2 separate regions of the Homo sapiens genome follow, and region 1 is linked to region 2. Evidence: read pairs that join two places in POLR2A ChIA-PET (ENCODE). Cell type or tissue: A673. All regions are shown on one strand.

What was found. ChIA-PET counts read pairs that join two places held together with the same protein. Peaks named below come from ENCODE experiments on the same cell type or tissue, not always from the same donor. Only the 100,000 strongest peaks of a DNase experiment are listed, where the experiment ranks them.
Region 1: POLR2A ChIA-PET joins it to region 2 with 12 read pairs; 2 of 35 experiments call an interaction of 5 or more read pairs at or near these places.

The regions. Positions count from the first base shown.
Region 1 is chr12:107,507,579-107,510,078 of GRCh38, forward strand. The region is part of intron 1 of ABTB3 (ankyrin repeat and BTB domain containing 3); the gene reads left to right. Among named protein-coding and RNA genes, the nearest start is that of PWP1, 180 kb to the right of the region's middle. In A673, no CTCF peak of the experiment used is centred here; no DNase peak of the experiment used is centred here.
Region 2 is chr12:107,371,394-107,373,893 of GRCh38, forward strand. All of the region lies in intron 1 of ABTB3 (ankyrin repeat and BTB domain containing 3), which reads left to right. Among named protein-coding and RNA genes, the nearest start is that of ABTB3, 54 kb to the left of the region's middle. In A673, a CTCF peak has its summit at 1,178; DNase peaks (open chromatin) are centred at 998 and 2,068; H3K27ac peaks cover 834 bases.

The DNA of each region.
Region 1 (2,500 bases), 140 kb after region 2:
CCTCAGCAAAGCACTTGAGCCCCTCGATGCTCCCCTCCATGATCTGGCCCCTGCCCACCTCATGGGAATTCCCTTCAACTCAGTGTGCCAGCCACGGCCAACTTCTTACAATCCCCACAATGCACCATGAGTTTTCTTGCCTCTGTGACTTGGCTTTTTCTGTTCCCTCCAGTTTGGACTTCCCTATGCCCTCCTCTTCCCCACCCCCTAGCCAGGTCACCTAATGACCATCAGCTCGTCTTTCAATCATCCTAGGTCAGCTCAACAATGAAGGCTTTCCTGACATGCCACCCAGGTGGAATATCCAATTTCTGTTTGTGCCATCAGTGTAGCATGGATGGACTTCTCTTAGAGTACCTGTAACACTCATGAACATTGTACCTATTCCACTACATTGAGAGTTTCTCAAGGGGAAGATCTATGTTTTAATTTTCATTGAAGTCCTAATCTGGCACATTATATTGAGTAGATTGATGGAAGGGTAGAAAGATGGATGGATGGATGGATGGATGGATGGATGGATGGATGGATGGAAGAGTAGATGTATAGATGAATAGATAGATGAATGGAAGTTAAGCTCCAAGAAGGAAGCTCCTTTGTTTTCTCCTGTATCTCCCATTGCTTAGCACAATGAGTAGCACATAGGAGATGCTGAAAAAAATTGTTTAGTTAATTGAAGGATGATCAGACATATGGACGGAAGTTTGGATGGACAGACGGATGGATGGATGGATTTTGATTGCAAGTATGTATGGTCACCTTGATATAGAGTAAGGTAGACATTGTCCAAAAAGCTGCCCCCTCATTATTTTACCCTGGTCCATTGCCATGATGTTAATTAAAATCTCAAAGATCATTTCTTTTTTTTTTTTTTTTTTTTTTTTTTTTTTGGAGACAGAGTCTCGCCCTGTCACCCAGGCTGGAGTGGTGCAGTGGCATGATCTCGGCTCATTGCAACCTCCACCTCCGGGGTTCAAGCAATTCTCCTGCCTCAGCCTCCTGAGTAGCTGGGACTACAGGCATGTGCCACCATGCCCGGCCAATTTTTTGTATTTTTAGTAGAGACAGAGTTTAGTAGCCAGGATGGTCTTGATCTCCTGACCTTGTGATCTGCCTGACTCGGCCTCCCAAAGTGCTGGGATTACAGGCGTGAGCCACCGTGCCCAGCCAAGATCATTACTCAAACAACTCCAGCACACAATTTCCCTGTCAGTTACACTCCATGGCTGAGTTTTATCACACCACATGGCGTTATGCCCATGAGTGTCACTACTGTTTAGGGGACAAGGGAAAGGCTTTTCAGAGAACTTTCAAAGGCCACAGTCCATGCTCCTGGGGGCTAATTGATCTCCAAAACCTGACTAACCTGTGACATTTTCATAGCTACCCAAGACTCAGCTGGAGGTCTAAAAAACCATTCCATGCCTGGAAGTTCTGAAATGGAGCCCTAGATCTTTTAGGAGGAGTTGGGGGACTGAAGCAGGTGTTCACAAGTCCTGCCAGGTCCCAGGAGCTCCTTGATACAGAGATGAGGAAACAGGGAGAATGAGTCTCTTTCCTCTTAAGCCCCTATGAGGCGGATGTCACCCAGGACTCTGTGGGAAAGTTGCAATGATAATGCAAGAAAGGCTGACCCCTGGGAGAGAAGGAGGGATGACAAAGGAGGTAACTAAAAATCTTGTTTGGATTACATGGAAAGGGAAGGTTCTTAGGCAGTCTGAAGCCAAACCACCAAAAGAATAAGATGTAGAAAACAAAGATGGAGAATTTTCAGAATTGAGTTCAAGAACGAAGCTTGAAGTACATGTGGAGATTAAGGTGGTGACTTTCTGAAAAGAACATAAAAATATTTGTGAATCATTTATTAATTCAACCATGAACACTGAGTACCACAAAGACAACAGGATTTGTTCCTGCCCTCACAGGCTTCAGGCTGGCTGGGGAGACAGACCCCCTACCCACTAGTTTACTATAAGAGAAACAGCAGCTCATAGCAGGAATGGGGTCCCACTGTGCAGCACAGCAGGGTGACCCCAAGTCAGCCTGGGAGCTTCGGGGACACTTCCCAAAGGAGCTCATCACTGGGGCCGGGACCTGCAGATGCAGATGCTTTTCCGAATTGGAGTAGGGCATGCCTCTCGCAGAGGAATGGTTTCAACAAACCAAGCCTGAATCTGTTTCCCACTGCCAAGTCTCTTAAAAGGGGTTTCCAGGCTAGTGTACAAACATTTCTTAATCTGATAATTTCCTGTCTTGTTTCCTAATAAATTTAACAGTAAAAGAAAGCCTTCTGGCATTGTCTGTGTTATTGAATTCCTAAATCTTTAGTTTCAGAGACCTTCACTTAGATTATTAGCAAACATTTATCGACTCCCTTCTCTGTGCCAGGTTGTCTCTGTCTATTATCCCATTATAGCCTCCCAGCCATGCTAGGGGGTAGATAGTATCAAACACTTTACAGAGGGAGAAATACACTCAGAGAAGCCAAGTCAAGAGCCCT
Region 2 (2,500 bases):
TGCCAGGCTTCTACGAAGCTTTAGGGGAGAAGTATGGAGGTGGGTTGGGGAGGGGCACTCAGTCCAGATGCCCAGAGCTGGCCTCGTTTCAGAGCCAGTTGCCCTCTGATTTTAAGCAGTAAAGTCTGGCCTAGACTTTTGTAGTTATTCCTTTACTAGCAGAGGATTCGTTGCTTTTCCCTCTCATTTCTTAAATACTCCTGGAGTTAAGGAGGTAAATAAGTGTACGCTCAAGATAGATTATGAAATTGAGTTTTTTACTCCTCCTCCATTTCCATCCTAATAGTGCAGTATACTTGCTATATTTTTATGTTAAATGTGAAGAGGAAGGCCATAATTCACTCTTCAAGATCCATTTCCACTTATTTGATCTCCATTTCAGCTTGGATGGCAAAGATACTTGGTACTTCTGCCACTTGGGTTCTGTGATCATGGCAGACATAACTAATTAAGCACAGCACTTTTTCTCACTGAACTCAGATGGGACTTCAGGATCCTTCTCAACACAGTTCTAGGCAGCTGCTACTGATGAGAATCGGCATGTGAGATGTAAACTGTTTGCTCTCCTGTCCTGTAGGTACTCATCTGGTCTTCTTCATAGTTCTGTGTTCATTCTATTTGGTACTTTGTACCTTATATGACAAAGTATCTTCACTTCATAAAAAAGTGAAGACCTATATCTGAAAAAGTGAAGATATATTTTCTGTAAGTTGCTTGAGAGAAGAATCTGTGTTTGATTTACTTTTGCATCATCCCAATTCTGCCCTGTTGTCATCTTTAATACCTATTTGTTGGATCAATGAATGAATATATCTTCTCATTAAGGCTAAGAGGACAGTGTTGAAATTGTACTCAGGACCAGCGTTAGGTCTTGCAACTCCTTCCCCAGTGACACATGAATGAAAGCCAAGCAACAATTACAGAATACAAGCTGAGAGTACATTTAAGCCCATTTCCTGCCCCAAACCAGAACAAAGCAGGGATAGTTCATCTCATGTAAATTTCATAATACAGGAAACCACCTCCCCTGAGCCAAAATTCAATTCAACTTGGCGTCTTTCTCAGCTTGGTTCCAGCAAGTGTGTGGCACTGAGAGGTTGGATAGAGCCTGCGTCCTCAAGAAGTGTATTACCAAGGGGGGCCATAAGGTGTCCACATGACTAAATCAGCATAATAAACCCCTGACCTCCTCTACAACCATTCGCCTCTGTGCTCACTGAGCTCAGCTGCGTGGACTTCCTGCCACACCTGAAGATACACCCACCCCAGAGCCTCTATCACACCTGGCAGCCACTGCTTCACCCCCTTGCTTCCCTCCGGGCTTTTCTCAAATGTCCCGTATGTCCCTGATGACCCCATCATTCTCTTTCCTCCTTTTCTTACTTTATTTTTTGTAGCACTTTAACCAGTGGACCTGGAGATATTGACTTATTATTATCTTTGTTCATCATTTGTCTCCTGCCCTGGGAAGTGAGCTGCAGGGACATTGCCTCTTTGGTACATTGCTGTCTCCCCAGTGCCGGGAGCAGGGTTTATCAACCTCAACACCATTGGCATTTTGGCCTAGACAATTCTTTCTTGTGAGGGGCTGTCCTGTGCATGGTAGGATGTTAAGCAGCATCCCTGGCCTCTACCCAGTAGCTGCCAGTAACACCCCCTCTCCTCAAAAAGAATGCCTCCAGACATTGCTAAATGTCCCCTGAGGGAGAGGCAAAATCACCTCTGGTTGAGAACTACTGGCCTAGAACAACATTGGCACCTAGCAAACACAAATATGTGTTGGAAGAATGAATGAACTCCGCATTGGCTGGCGGTGCTCCTACTGTGTGCTGAGCACCGGTTTTCTCCCATTTACTGTTGCATCTGTGTGTGTAGATGGAGCAATTCCCATCTACACTTCCTCAAAGGCTGTTCCTAAATGTTTCAGCTGGGTGGTGCCTGTAGGAAAATATATGAGAAGATTCAGGGCCCATAAGCAGAGAAGCCATTAGCTTGAACCCACTTCCTGGGCCTCTGCCTGGGCCCAGAAAGCAAACACTCCCCTGGGGTTCGCTGCATGTATATAAAGCATCACTTTCCTTTGAGGAAGTGGGGGTGATTGTGAGGTTTAGAGATGATATCCATAAAGCATCTAAAACAGTTCCAGACACACAGTAGTAGATGCTTAATAAATGGCAGCTGTGATATTATGCAGAGGCCTTAACCTGACCCCTGCTTGCCTTTCCAGCATATTCATCCCACATCCCCATCTCCAAGCTCCTCTATCTTATAGATAAAGCAACTAAAATTGAGTCAGCTGGAGGAATGTGCCCAATGTCACACAGCCAGGAAGTGATGGAGGGGACCCTGGAGCCCAGGTGTCTGGGCTGTGGGACCCGGCACTTTCTCTTCCCTGGAGAGAGGGATGGCCCCGTAACTCAGCATCCTGCGCTTTCCCTAGCCCGGTGCCTTCCATTCATGCTCAGTAAATACTTGTGGGGGAACTGAATGCACAGCCCAG